3 separate regions of the Homo sapiens genome follow, and regions 1 and 2 are each linked to region 3. The links are chromatin loops, found by intact Hi-C in ENCODE. Cell type or tissue: A673. All regions are shown on one strand.

Region 1 (5,000 bases), 240 kb before region 3:
TGGACTCTGTGCTGTTCTGCGTCCCAGGGTTGGCTAGGAAGGAAGGCCTGGGCCGGCGAGGTGACGGGTCTCCCGCCCAGGTCGGCAGGACGGGGGGAGGTGTGTCCCGGTAGGTCCCTGGTGAGCTCACCCGTGGCATCGGGGACCCGCGGGAACCCACCGGGCGCCCACTAGAGACTCGGGTCCTACCCTCCCCCACACTACTCCACCGAAATGATCGGAAGGGCGCGCTAGGCCTGCTTCCAAGGGCTCAGTGATAAAGGCCTCAAAATCACACTCCATCAAGACTTGGTTGAAGCTTTGGGTAGGTTTGTTGTTGTTGTTGTTGTTGTTTGTTTGTTTGTTTTAGCAGACACGTCCTGGAAAGAGGTCCTCAGAACCCAAAGGTTCAATAATGATTTGTGGATGGATTGATTATAGTCTGATATCGCTCTGGTTCCACAGAAACCCGGAGCTCCTTGGCCCACTGTTACCCCAGCAGACCTAAATGGACGGTTTCTGTTTTTCACTGGCAGCTCAGAACTGGACCGGAAGAAGTTCCCCTCCACTTCCCCCCTCCCGACACCAGATCATTGCTGGGTTTTTATTTTCGGGGGAAAAACAACAACAACAACAACAAAAAAAACACTAGGTCCTTCCAGACTGGATCAGGTGATCGGGCAAAAACCCTCAGGCTAGTCCGGCTGGGTGCCCGAGCATGAAAAGGCCTCCGTGGCCGTTTGAACAGGGTGTTGCAAATGAGAACTTTTGTAAGCCATAACCAGGGCATCCTGAGGGTCTGAGTTCACGGTCAAGGCTGTGGGCTACTAGGTCCAGCGAGTCCAGGCCTCGCCCCGCCCCCGAGCTGCCACAGCCAAGATCTTCGGCAGGGAATTCGAGACCAGGGTCCTCCCACTCCTGCCCCGCCCCGACAGTCCGAGAACTCTCGGTGCTGGGGCCACCTCGTCGCCCTCCCACGTTTCTCTTTTGTTCCCAGGAGCCGACGAGCTTTTGAAGAGGTGACACCTCGCTTCGCCTTCTCCTGCTCTAGGCCCTGCCCTCGTCCAGCATCCCTCCTGCCCCACGAAGCGAGAGGATGCTCAGCGCAGCTGCCAGGCAGAGAGTGTGTGGGGAGGTCCCTTGCCTTTGCGCGCGCGCACACACACAGACACGCACACACACAGACACACATACACACAACACACTCACACCATATGCTCACACACCCTCACCTCCTTCAGCTTCCGCACCTCCCAGCCACAGGCTCGCGTGAGTGGGAAGGACCTGAGGCCGCAGAAATGTGGGTTAGCGTGGGCAGCAGGAGATGCTCCCCGCACCCCTCCTCCCATTCCTACCTCCCCCAGCCCTTTCTAGCGCCTCTTGGAGGGGACCGGGCCTGCCCTGCGCTCTCAACCTAATTCGGCCTCGGAGGGTCCTCCCCCACCCAGGGCGGCACTCCCCAGGCCGGCACTCGCGCCACTGGCGTGGGACTAAGGCTCCCTGCAGTTGGGTCTCCCAAGCCCACTTCCAGGGGCTGAGAGAGGCCAGGCTGCCTTGCCTGCCCGCGCGCCCTCCAGCCCTCGGGTGTAGGGAGGGGAGCGCCCCCTCACCTCCAAGGAAATCTGGAGTAAGGGAAGAGCTGCCTGGCCCCCGCGTCCCCTGAACCTGGCCTCAACCTCTGCCTTTCCCAACCTCCCGGGCTAGGTTTATCTCTGTCCTAAAGGCCAAGCCGGTGGCCCTGGGGAGCAGAAGGGAGCTCAGAGCTGCTGGAGAAGGTGGGGGGTAGAAATAATAATAATGTCAGAGATAATCATCGCAGTTAACGCTCAGCGACTGGGCTGCTCCGCGGAGGCCGGCGGAGGCCTACAGAGGCTCCTGACTGGCAGAACTGGAGGTGTGGGTGTGGTTCCCTTTTCACCCCGGCTCTTATGTTGCCAGTCTCCCCCCTACCACCAGGCAAAGCCCCCCTAAACTTAGGGTCTGGAACAAGGCCGAGCCAGCGAGGGCCTGCCAGGAGCTGCGCTGGAGCCTCTCGCTGCATCCAGAGCTGGTTCTTGTTCTTTTCTCTCTCTTGGCCCACTGGGCCCACAGTGGTTAGGTGGCCGAGTGTGGTTTCCCGAAACTCTTTGGAGTCGCCTGGGTCTGCGTGCCCCTGGCCCCGTCCTCACCCCCGGGCTCGTCCCCCAGCCTCCGCCGGCCCGCCTGTGAATGGTGGATTTAATGAGCGTTTGTGTGGCGTTGGCCGGCGGTTCTGAAGATGCGCTGACCTGGAGGGAGGGCGCGAAAGGTCAGGCGCATGCCGGGCCCAACTTGGGCTCCTCCCAGGCCCACGCTGCTCCGATATTGATCCTGGGAGAAAGATAAACAGAAAAGCTGGACATTCAGTCATGAATACTAATGAGCCAGGGTAGGGGTTTTAATTGCTGTGGACTTCCTTTCTCCAGTTAATCCTTATTGCAAACTTCGCTGGAGTCAGCTTTCTCGGGCCTCCCGCCTCCTTGTATTTTCCTGTGAAATACCCAGGCGAAAGAGACCCGTGACAACTTGACTTTCTCCTCTTCGAGAGGCCCGTGTGAGCTCGAGAGCCCACAGCCCGTGTTTCCAGTGTGACTCTGTTTACTAATTATGGAAATATAGGGATCCTATAAAATAAATTGTTTCAATATGGCTTTGGCGAGTCTGCTTCTTGACTTCTTCACCCTTATTGTTTCAAAGACTTCGTGTGTCCTTGGCCTTTAAACTTCCTCTTGACAATTTCATCTTTTCTCCCGCCACGGAGCTCCTTTCTACTCCAAACGGTGCATTTTTTCCCCAAATGTTCACGTTTCTCAAGTCTCCAGGACTTGGCACTGGCTTTGCCAACCGCAGTGTCTAAGTATTTCAACCTAGCAGTGAATTCTTAGGCAAGCTAATTTACCACGTTACACAAATTTTGTGGTTTCTTTGGTACCTACAAGCAACATTGTAATATGAGACAGGAATCTAAAAGAATTGTCAGAAAGATTTCTGCCTCCATTCTTGATATGCATTTGATAACTTACGTATAATCACTTTTATAAAAATAAAGCCATTCTTGAGTGAGCTTTTTCTTGAAACTGCATTAAGTCGACTGTAAATTCTATAAAGCAGTTTTGGCTGTGTGATCAGGAGAGAAATATATAAGCCCATTTTTGTGACAGACTAGGTAGAAATGCGTTGAAACCCAAGCCAGAAAAAAAAAATCAGTTGTGCTAGAGAAATTTCCATTATTCTGATCCTTAAAGTTTTGAACAAAATAAGCCTGTATTTCACTTCATTGTCAATAGGTCCCAGCATTGAAATCTCCTGAGGATTCTGTTTCACTTACACTTTTCAGTCCAAACTTTTTTTTCTTTGCACAATGATTTATTATGTAGGTAATTTTAGGGGATGCAGTTTACAGCTTGAATTATTAGACTGAACACCTCTGGCTGACACCACGACGCCTTTTTTTTTTCTGCCTGCAGCTGTGAGTCACAACCCCATTTTCATACCCAACCGCTGCACATTCCTTCACAATGTATACTTCCTTCTTGCAAAGATCAAACATGCTTTGGTCAAAGTGTTTATTTTAAAATACAGGAAAATTAAAACTAAACACAGCTCTACTGAAAAATCCCCAAATGTATCATATTTTCCTCCTCCTGTGCCCACAAAAAAATTAACAAATTGCACCACTTTCTGGGGTAAAAAAAATGAATTGAAGGAGAACACACAGACACATAGAGACATAGTGTTCATTTTAGTGTTGAAACACACCAGAAAACTTCCCACTTCCATTCATATTTGGATTCCTGTTTGGATGTCTAGTTTTTACTATAAAAAATATCACAAACCAAACAACAACAACAATGTATCATTAAAAAGATGCTGACAGTTATGTATTTTATTCACCAACCTACACACTCCTCATTCCTACTTCATTTTTCCCCTCCTAGTGTTTTTCTTGTAATTATATCTTTCAGATTGTAACTTTCAGGGGAGAAGTATATTTTGAAATATTTTCTAAATAGAAAACAAAAGGTCTCAGTAACTCAGAAATAAGTTAACAATTCCTAAGCATCTCTGTGGGTCTTTGGCATGTGTGTGTGTTTTCTTTTTCCTTTCAAATTAAGATGAAAAAATTATAAGGGAGAATCACTCCATCTCAGCACCTAAATCCTGTAAAGTGGACTTTAACTGCAGATTTTGGTGGACAAGCTGCCCTTCTGCAGCACACTCTCTAACTGCATATTTCAGCTTCTCGATGCTCCCACTTGAAAGAGACATAGACCTCAGCCACCTCCTCTCTGAGGCAATTTACTCAGCTTCTCCAATCACACAGTTCTTTAACGGGGCAGAAATTGTTGGGTTGTTTTTAATCAAGTTTGGAAGCTGAATCTCTTTCCCCTGATGACTGTGCCCAGGGGTGGATCCGGCTGAATGTCTGGCGCTGCGGGCAGCGGGCTTGGCCACCCGTTTTTCAGACACAACACCAGAGAATGGCACTGAAATAATCGCGTGTAGCAGAAATGTTTAAAAACATTAACCTCTCTTATTTTCTATACTTGTGAATTAAAAGGCAAAAGAAGCTGAAAGGAAATCTGAAATGATACTCATTTACCTACTGAAGGCAGACCAAGAAACTGTAAAGATGCTTGATGCTTTGAAAATGTACTCTGTAAAATCTTTCAAATTAGATGCTGCTTAAGATCAATGGCAGTAAAAATATTTTTATGGTTTGATTGGTTAAAACATTTTTAGATATTAGTGATGATAAATTAACAGATCAGAAGTTTCTTTCTAGGAACAATTTGGGAGGGATATAGAAAGTAATCTAGTAATCTAATAATACTCTTCCTATTGTTTAAAGGGAGACAAATTATAGTACATACTATGTGGACTTTTTTAAACTTTAGATCAATAAAAATATTTGGCTTTCATATACTATTGAAAATTCTTTGCGAAAGTGGAGAATCAAGGATTTTAAAGACCAAGAACAAAACAAAGAATCAGATTACAGT
Region 2 (5,000 bases), 280 kb after region 3:
TTTCTTGTTAGACATGATTTCACACTGTAGAGGCCATAAAATTAATTTGCTTAGAGACCCGGGTTCGGGTCACCTTTCCGTCATTCAGTCCTTAGATAACACCTCATTCCCTCCCATTACTGTCGTGTGTGGGTTGAGGAGTCCCACCAGGCCAAGCCAGAGAGCAACTGTTCTGTTCTCACTTACGTGGTGAGCTGTTTTTCAAGAACATTTTTTTTCATTTGGCTGTGTGGTCTGGAGAACACCTTCCTAAGCCAGCGGAGTGAAGTTCCACGCACTGACCAGCCCCGAGCTCACTGGAGCGAGTCATCTTCCGGCTCCATGGCAGCCCAGCCCCACCCACAGGCAGCTGCCTGTCACCCACGCTGGCATGTTCCCTCATCCTACCCAGGCAGCGGGAAAACCTGGCTGCTTCTGGGATCCTACTACTCTGTCCTGTCCACAAGCCTTCAGAGTCTTGGATTCCTACCCTCAAACATCAACTTTGTGATTTATCTTCTTGAAAACAACCACAAAAACTTAAAATCAAAACTCTCTAAGGGAGTTTCGCACAACCCTTGAGGAATAGTTAAATGCCCACGGTGAAACCGAGCTTGTACCCCACGGTCCAGGTAGGGGCACATTCCTGAAGTCTCACAAAGCATTGGCTCTCTGTGCCCCCAAAGAATCCAGAGATGCTAGTAAATAGCAGTTTTGATCAGAAGCTTGGAAGGCCCTGGTGTACATTCTTAAATGACTTCTTTTCTGGGGCATCAAAAAGCTTTTACGGTTCTCACCAGGCAGTTCATTCTGATGGGCCCCTACGCTGCACCCTGCTTGGGCCCCATCCCGGCACGCGCCCCGTGCAGCACAGCACAGGCCAGCTGAGAGGCTGTTTTAAGAAGGCGTGTTTGTGTGGTACACTCACGGGCTCAGGACAACATCAAAGGTAATCTTAAAAAGAGAATCTCTCTCTGTCTTCTCTTTTTATATTCAGAAAGGTCATTTCTAAACCAACTATTTGCACCAAGGCCTCTCTGGAGGAGTTTACCCCGTTGTTATTTTTTACTTGCTATTACAATAAGTCACTTATCCCCCAAACAGATTTAAGAACAATAAACAAATACAAAAGGAAAAGGAACATCTCATCAGTAACAAAGACTGCATCTAAAGGCATTGAGTTTGTGATTCTTTTACATCTCTTTCCAAGCAAAGCAGGAGTCCTACAGAGAAAGGAATCTGAAAGATGAAAATTATAAAAATAGTAAAAGGATCCAGTGTTCGTCAGAATCTTGTAATTTCTGGGGAGAAATGAAGCTAAATACAGTCTTAGCGCTTCGTTCATATGCAGGCTGATCTGTGATATAACTAAACTTAGTTTTTGGAGTATATCCACTGTGGGGAAATGTGGTAAATCATATTCTCAGCGAATGAAGATACTTTTCCTGAATTTAGGCTTCATATTTTGAAGTCGAATTCTGCAAAACAAGAAAAAAATAGATCTGTGTGCTACACTGAAAACTGAACAAGGCACGTCGTAAGTCAGTCACACAGAAGGCGCAGCTCAGGGCGATACCAACTAGAAAAGTAACTTTTTTGTTGACTCTGATGCCTCTAGTGATGTTGGATTTTTTCCCCCATTGCAGACAGCACAGATAGGAAAACTGTGCAATTTGGTCCAATTATAGTCCTCTCTGTCCCTCCACACCTTCCCCCATTGATTTAATGAAGGACTTGGAGGTACAATTCACTGATAAATAGTCCCTCTGCCCAGAATGTTTATTAGACTGACAGCAGCGTGCACTCTCCTCGCTTTTTCCCTCACCACTTATGACTCAGATGAATTTTAATAGGAGCAAAAAGCTTTTATTTGCACTGTAATTTCACTTAAGGAACATATCCTTCAGAAACTGGCAGACGCTTCTATGTCTTGATTGCAAAACACACACTCAGGAGTAAAGAAACATGCAAAAGATGTTATTATTCAACCTGTCACAGTGTCGCAAATCCACTTGGAACTTAGGCCATCAAAGCTCTGCCCCCACCCTTTTCAGTAGGCCCTGTGAAGAGGCACTTAGAGATTCCCGCCGTCCCCATGCAGAATTAAAGGGGGAATTATATTTTGTTTTTGCATCCCTGCCATCATGATGCCCACAGGAGGCTTTGAGTTACAGCAGGTTTTTTGAATGAAATGGAGCTGTCTCACTGCTGCTTCTTTCTTACCCAAGAGAAATCAGACCTGGTAGGGATCCAGAACCTTCGGGTGGTGGTTCCAATTTCACCAAGAGACACTTCCTCAAACCATTTTATCTTTTTTCTGTTTGGATAGACCAAATTGTGGCTCATAGATTTATTCACGGAGAGGATAGGAATTCTCTTTTTTGAAATGTTCTGCTTCACTGAACTGCCCTAAATATGCCCGATTGTTTGAGAGCCACCTACAGAAGGTGCCATGAATATACTTGTCTGTGCGTATTTTCCATCAGTGTTTATAACATCTTGATGTTATTGTCTCTCAGTGCAGAAGGCTTTCTCATTATCTTGCATCTTTTCCTAACCATCTTGTTACATCAGAAAGACTACATAGTGCCTTTAAGAAAAGCCAACGTTTTCAGTCATGAATATAACATTTTCTGTCACTGAAAAAATGGAATTTTAAATACTATTTTGCCCAAAATGAACACTGAACCCCATTGTCTTAACTTACTGATACGTAGTGCAGCCGCTCTTGGAGGGCTGTGGGAAGCTGCAACAGCCATCTGCTGCCATCTACTGGCGCCTGTCCACATGTCACCTCCTCCATCCCCTGGGTCTGCCCAGCTCATGGGATTTTCCTTGATAGGGATAAGTTTGTAGGTGGTGAAGGGAATACAAGTAAAATTCTCAGTTTTCTTTATAACGTTTTGAGATGTTTTTCTTAAAGATACAGGATGATACTTATCAATGATTAATTTTAATAACTGGAATAGCCCTTATTTCAAGAACTTTCTGAAATAGCTCAATATATGACAGAAACAAATATATTTTGATGTGTGCAGCAATTGAGAACCATTTGAATTTAAGGCTCTTACTGTAATTTGAATTTAAAAGCTAAAAATTGATTTAGAATGAATGCTACTTTTGAGGAAAATTTCATTTAAACTCATTTATGGTTTGGTTTTGTTTTTCCCTTAAGTACAAGGTGAATATCTTAACCAGACTTGCCGCAGAATTGAACAAATTTATGCTGGAAAAAGTGACTGAGGACACAAGCAGTGTTCTGCGTTCCCCGATGCCCGGAGTGGTGGTGGCCGTCTCTGTCAAGCCTGGAGACGCGGTAAGGGCTGTGTGTGTCTCTCTGCAGGACATGCTGGTCTCCAACTTCCCCTTCCAAAGCGACGGCTAACGGCACAGCACGATTCGGCTCTTTGCAGTTCTTACTTAACCGACGCCCCCTAAACAGCAAAATCGATTGCGTGTGTTGTCGACCTGTTTCACGTTTGCATTACGTTGGTGCCAGGACCCTCAGCGCTTCCCCTCCCAAATGATCTGGGAGTGGAGCAGAAAGAAGGCCAGATGCATTCCATCATTTTGCAAATGCAGTGTTTTGGGAAGTACTTTCCTTAAAAGTGCTGCTTACTCTCTAGTATGCTGTGCTCAAAGCATCCATTGAAGTCATGCCAGGGAATAATACTCCGATGAGGAACTTTTTGCATGATTCCTGGAACAAATGTCTAATTGGGAAGAAGAGTTGAGGAAAGGTTAATTCTGCAATCTGTACAGTACCAGAGCACTTCCATTACTTGGTAAATAAAATGTAGCATCACAGTTTGAAGTTTTTCATCTTGATCTTGTGACATTAAAGCACAAATCAAAGCTATATTATTTCCTCGAGATAACTTACATGGATGAATTGATAGGATGCACACATTTTCTTAGAACATGGATAGAAATCTCTACTGATGAGCAGCAAAAGTGAAAAGAAAACAATTTAGGAGGCAACCAGATTTCCAGGTACACTTAAATACTTGCATTTTTATTCATGTGCAGGAAAATAGCATCCGGACATGACTGTCTCTCATGGATGAGGTGGTGATTCCGTTTTGTATCTCAGGTCACTGGGACTTACATTTTAGTGCCTCCTGATTTCTCAATAGTACAGATAAAATATCTGCTTAACATTGAGGAAAAAATCAGGTAGTTGGCATTGGCTTCTAGAAAAGTATTTGCAATAAATGTGAATATTAAGAAAACATGATCAGTTTTAGTTGTTTGAATGACCAGCCCTGAAACTAATATGCGAAGTTAGAAAACCGACTTAACAGCTGCTTTACCTGGTGATACAGAAATAGAACTGTCCACTTTTTCAGAAAGGCATAAAAGAGGCTACGTGGCTGTGAATTGTTGTTTGCTGTGAAAGCATTGATACTCCTGGAAGAAAGCCCTCTTTAAGACTGTCTAATGCCCACGTGTTAAGGATTTGGGAGAGGCCATAAGAAAAATTACGTGTGTGTGTGTGTGTGTGTGTGTAATGTGTGTAAAATTCAGGGGAGGACATCTTCCTTCTCCAGAGTTAGGGTCGTAAGAGGATAGTCTCGTGGCCTTGACATTAAGAATCGTTCACTTGCACGTGACATTATCAGAGCTGTCAGTGGAATCTTCTAGTGACTAGATATGTAGGTTCGTAAACAATATAAGGGTTTTGTTTTGTTTTTTTCATTTTTCTTAAGTTTTTTTTCTGGAAGGCATCTATCTAGTCTGTATACTGCCAGCCTGAGCTTTCCACTCCTAATTGTGTGGCTTTAATTATAAAATCGTGTGTGTGTGTGTGTGTGTGTGTGTGTGTGTGTGTGTGTGTGTTTCAAGTAAGTGTTTTCCTTAAATCCTTTTCTAACACCTGAATCCAAACCGGAGTGGAGGGAGGGCGGGCAGGGATGAGGGAGACCACTCCTGCCTCAAGCCTGGAGGGCAAGAGGGTGAGACTGCAGCCCTGGCCCCTCACACGGCCCTCAAGGAGGTTGCTCAGAGGCAGTAAACGGGGC
Region 3 (5,000 bases):
ATTAAAACACCACCAACGAATTCAAAATAATGAATTTCTTTGTATGTCTCTCTGTGTTCACTCATGTGGGTATATCTGTAGGATGACTTCCCAGGAGTAAAATTTCAGAACAAAAGATAACGTGTCCTCAAACTTTTGGTAGATACTGACAATTTCTTTTTAAAAAGATTATCCCATTTTCTATGACACCAGTAATATGAGAAGTATTTAACTTTGTCATCCTGGCCATTATCAGATTTTAATTTGCTAGAGGAAAAGTGAGATCTCATTGTTTTAATTTGTATTTCTGTAATTAGGAGCAAGGCTGAGCACAGATATTGTGCTTCTGGAACTGTTTTTCTGTGAGCTTTTAATTTAATCTTTTGTGATGATTGTTGGTCCTTTTTTTAGTTGATTCAGAGTTTGATTAAAGTTTTTTAAACTTATGATGTTATAGGCAACCTTTACAGTGTGATGTCACTTAGTGCCATTGAATTTGGAGCTATATAGGGCTTTTTATCTCTTCAAAAGTAATTTTGTAGAGCCTGATAATAAAACTTCATGTTCTCAAAGACCATATTGGGGCTGAGTGTATAATATTTAGTAGTTTATTATTGAAACAGTAATAGAGATTTTAATGTCCAGTGCATAATAGGTCCTCAGTAAAGTATTTTTGGATGAATGAGTGACAAGTGAAAAGTTAATTTTTAAGGCAGCTTGATTTTATTTGAAAGTTCATTTAGAAGAATCTAATTTTCATAGTAAGAAGACTTAGCATGCTGTTAAGTTGAAAGATAAGCTTGCTTTGTGGCATGCTATAGAAGTGTTGGATTTGTGGCAGTGGAATTTTTAATTTGCTGTGTCAGATATAGATATGGCTTTATGTATCCATACACACCCAGCTATAACATGTATATTCAAATAAGTGACAAAATATGTCTAATGAATTTTTGAATTACCTTTTAAAACTTGCCTGTTAGTTCTCTCAAGTGATGAACTTTTTACAATAGCAGTTTATTTTCTCTCATCACGTTGGAAAGAAATGTTAAAAGTTTTCTTCTAGGTTTATTATAATCCAGTCTTCATCAGCCATCACTCTTCCTGTATTTTGTTCAAGAGGCACTAATTGTTCGCATTTGGCAGGTTTAACACTTCCTGACAGAGAGGCTATTAAGGGGAAGTATTCTCCAATAACTGTCACTGGCTGGAACAAAGAACCTTCCAACTCAATGTGTGGAAACCACTAACATTCTTAAATGACCCTTTTCATGGATTTTCATCCCTTTAAGCTAAAGTTTGGAGAATGTAGGGTCAGCGAAAACAGCAACGTGTAATAAAGCAGTAAACCTTGATTTTGGAAGGCATAGGGTGGGAGATATAGATTTATCTCTGACTTGAAAACAATTGTTATTTGGAAAATCTCATTAGCAGATGTGACTGCTTGGAGTAAAAAAAAAAAAAAACAACTTAAAACTGATGTCGCTTTCAGGACCCCTTTGAACTTAACAAGCACCTATTTGTGGAGCAGACTGGCTAATGAAAGGAAATTAAATTTTTCTGACAACTTCCCCTGCCAACCTCCTTATTCAGGGGATGTTATTAGGTACTGAAGAACTTTAAAGAAGATTTTTTTTTATTAGACATAAGTGAACCAGTTATAAACATCCCCCCCCGCCCCCTTCTCGGAGGATTCTGACATGGTTGCTCTACATTTTAAACGTATTAGCTTAAAAGCTTAAAAAACACTGGGCTTCACTTCAGCATTTTAGTCATTTTCTAAAAATTCAGTCACACTTACCAGCTGTGGTTTCAAAACAATATTGTCAGTCTTTGTGGTAGTTTAGTTTGTGTCACTGAATTACACAAACACACACACACACACACACACCCCACACATACCCACACACACGAAGGAGGCTTAGATTTCAACATTATCTTTATTGTTATTTGGGGAAATGATTCAGCAGTGTCCTGTGTTGGATGTGTTAGGTGAGGGTTAATGATCAGTGAAATTACTTAGATTCAAGGGAAGTTTTTGTCTTTTCATCTTCTTAGAGGTAGAAGTGGCATTGGTTAATATTTAGCAATAACTAATCCTTAAATGGATAAACTTTTACCCCTTACTGTTTAGGAAGGTATTTTCTTTCTTTTGCTTTTTGGAGTTTTTTCCTCCAGTAGTTGGTTCGTTGAAATTAAAGTTTTTTTTTAATTTATGTAACAAGATACAATTGTAGAGATAAAATATGTACCTGAAAAAAAAAAAAAAGAAAGAAACAATAGAAAAGAAAAGGTAATGCAGATTACCAAAAGGATTTTTTGGAACAATTCGTAATTCCTGTAGGTACTGGAAATTAACTTTCATATTTCTGCAAAATCGATCAACTACTCCCAAACAATAGAGAATCAACTCCCCCTGCTGACAGAATCTAGGAAAACATGACACATAATATTGGACAGAAACAAGCTGGCTGCGGACAAGCTTTAATGACCTGATTTATGATTCAGTATTGATTGTAAACATCTAAATTCTGCCATTAAATTCCGGCAACTGCACCAAATCATTGGCAATTCTGGTAGTGCTTCCTGCCAGCTCATTTCAACTGCTTTGAGTTTCTTAATATAATAATGATGAGGTAGAATTTACATTCCACTTATGGTATTAATTTTACATTTCTCTGAATGAAAAGGGTTAGAAGGTAGTAAAATTGAACATTAAATGAATCGGAGGAGACAGTAGTGCAATATATGACTGCCCTAAAGACATTGTGCAATGCCTCATGGGATTAATGTTGAGTCTCATTTCCTGCTTTTACAGGATGCAGAAGAAGCTGTCAGAATTGCAAGGGAAATTGGTAAGTCCTTAAATTAACTTTGGTAGGATTTCTGTGTCTTTCAGCAGATACGGTTGAGTCAACAGGTAATAAGTAATTCCCATAGAGCAAATAATACTTTAATAGTTTTAGATTTTGATTACTTGTTGCTCTGGAAGAATGTATCAGTTGAATTGCCAAATTCTATTATTAAAGGAGACTGTAAAGAGTAATTTGACCTTAACTATACATAACTCTTTTGTAAGATGAGATCACAGGCTAATTCAAAGAAGGAATTGTCTTAAGAATTCTAAAGATTGGATATAAGTTTAATGTCAATTTATATGTACATAGTTGAATGTGGTTTGTTAAAATTAAGAACATTTGGATTAAAATGAAGATACCATATGTGACATAGTTCTTTAAGTTTTTGCCTTTTGCTAAGATGTTAGGTATCAACTTAATCTTGTTAGATGGGAAAGATAAAATAGATGTGGGAAATTAGAACTGAATGATCTAAATTGGAATAAAAGGTAGACTGGAGGAGTTTTTAATGGCTGTTTTACATGTACTTGTATTTGGGCAGTGTTTCCCAACTTTTTAATTTCTTTTCTTTTTCTTTTCTTTCCTTTTTTTTTTTTAAGATGGAGTTTTGCTGTCATTGCCCAGGCTGGAGTGCAATGGCACGATCTCCGCTCACTGCAACCTCTGCCTTCCAGGTTCAAGCGATTCTCCTGCCTCAGCCTCCCTAGTAGCTGGGATTACAGGTGCCTGCCATCACGCCCAGCTAATTTTTTGTATTTTTAGTAGAGATGGAGTTTCACTATGTTGGCCAGGCTGGTCTCGAACTCCTGACCTCAGGTGATCCACCCGCCTCAGCCTCCCAAAGTGCTGGGATTACAGGCGTGAGCCACCGCCCCTGGCTCGCAACTTTTTAATTTTAAAAATATTCTTGGCGGTCATGAGAACTATTTTTGGTATCTGCTAATTGAGAAAATGTGTAAGGGCATGCTATTATATGGATTAACAATATTGTTAAATAACTTTGCAGGTTTAATAATCAAATCAGTAATTGTATACATTTGACAGAAATTTGTACAGATGAGAGAAATTAGGCAATGCTTGTAGGGATCCCAGCGTCTTCTCAGCATTCCTGTACGCCTCAGTCCAAGCATCTCATCGTGCCACACGAACATTTCTGTAGGCCTGTTTTCTCACTAAGATTATTTAGATCTATTTTCTGCCTCTAGAGAGCATTTGATTTGGCAAAGCTCATATAGTTGTGATATGTAGAAATATCTTATTGGTCTGGAAGTGATCACTTGTACTAGTAAGCGTGTTCTTTGCAAATGGGACAGTCTAACTTAGCAGGTCTTTAGTGACCTGAAAAGCAGTTTGGCTTATTGCACCCTTGTTTGTAGTTGGTACTGTCTAAATTATTTGGGCTTTGCCCATCATTAAGTGTGTTTTGTTGTTTGCTTTGCAAAAATCTATCTTATTGATATAGGTCCTGGATTTAAGACCAGACCATAGAAAATCTTATTTTATCTGACTACCTCATCTCTTCATTTTTTTTTTCAGAATCATTAACATTTCAAAAAGCCTATCAGTACTTCATAGGAACATTTGCTCGACTGCTAAATAAACTGGACTATATAGAACTGATTCTGTGGTTTCTTTATGGAGAAAAATCAAAAGTTTCTGTTCATGGTTTGAAATCACTGGTATTCCTCATTGCCTAAGAGGCATATAATATACCTACTGGCTTTTGAGGATAGTTTTCTAAAATAGTTTAATTCCATCCTGTCAGACATCTTTACATTTAAAAAGCTCTTTTTCTAGTTCTAGGTTAGATATTATTATCAACCTCATTGGATATAATAATACTGTTATTATTATTATTACAGTATCTACATAAAGGACAATATTTAGAGAAATTTAGGGAAATAAAGGGATTAGAAGAAAATTTACAGTTACACTGCAGTGCCACATTTTGAATGGTGAATTTTGGACTTGCGAGCATTCCCTTTGTGTAAATAGCAGGCCGTGGATTGCTTTGCTTCCTTTATGCCTTTTCTTCCACTTTCTTTCTTTCTTTCTTTCTTTTTTTTTTTTTTTGAGACAGACTTTTCACTCTTGTTGCCCAGGTTGGAGTGCAGTGGTGCGATCTCTGCTCACTGCAACTTCTGCCTCCCGGGTTCAGGTGATTCT

The links. A loop is a pair of places that touch in the nucleus more often than their neighbours do. Peaks named below come from ENCODE experiments on the same cell type or tissue, not always from the same donor. Only the 100,000 strongest peaks of a DNase experiment are listed, where the experiment ranks them.
Region 1: a loop joins it to region 3, with 9 times the contacts of the local background. A loop is called at or near these places in 13 of 110 quality-filtered maps.
Region 2: a loop joins it to region 3, with 9 times the contacts of the local background. A loop is called at or near these places in 46 of 110 quality-filtered maps.

The regions. Positions count from the first base shown.
Region 1 is chr13:99,989,705-99,994,704 of GRCh38, forward strand. No RefSeq gene overlaps it. Among named protein-coding and RNA genes, the nearest start is that of LINC00554, 5.7 kb to the right of the region's middle. RefSeq lists an enhancer at 604-1,553. In A673, no CTCF peak of the experiment used is centred here; DNase peaks (open chromatin) are centred at 2,457, 2,787, 3,437, 4,337 and 3 weaker places; H3K4me3 peaks cover 3,014 bases; H3K27ac peaks cover 5,000 bases.
Region 2 is chr13:100,512,273-100,517,272 of GRCh38, forward strand. It overlaps PCCA (propionyl-CoA carboxylase subunit alpha), which reads left to right. Exons shown (of 24, transcript NM_000282.4): 22 at 3,155-3,295. Among named protein-coding and RNA genes, the nearest start is that of PCCA-AS1, 34 kb to the left of the region's middle. RefSeq lists enhancers at 4,790-5,000, 4,963-5,000 and a silencer at 4,963-5,000. In A673, a CTCF peak has its summit at 2,763 (motif pointing left); DNase peaks (open chromatin) are centred at 1,949, 2,749 and 3,329; H3K4me3 peaks cover 956 bases; H3K27ac peaks cover 4,895 bases.
Region 3 is chr13:100,233,048-100,238,047 of GRCh38, forward strand. It overlaps PCCA (propionyl-CoA carboxylase subunit alpha), which reads left to right. Exons shown (of 24, transcript NM_000282.4): 8 at 2,795-2,831. Among named protein-coding and RNA genes, the nearest start is that of PCCA, 150 kb to the left of the region's middle. In A673, a CTCF peak has its summit at 2,392 (motif pointing left); DNase peaks (open chromatin) are centred at 1,154, 1,894 and 2,644; H3K4me3 peaks cover 1,547 bases; H3K27ac peaks cover 3,826 bases.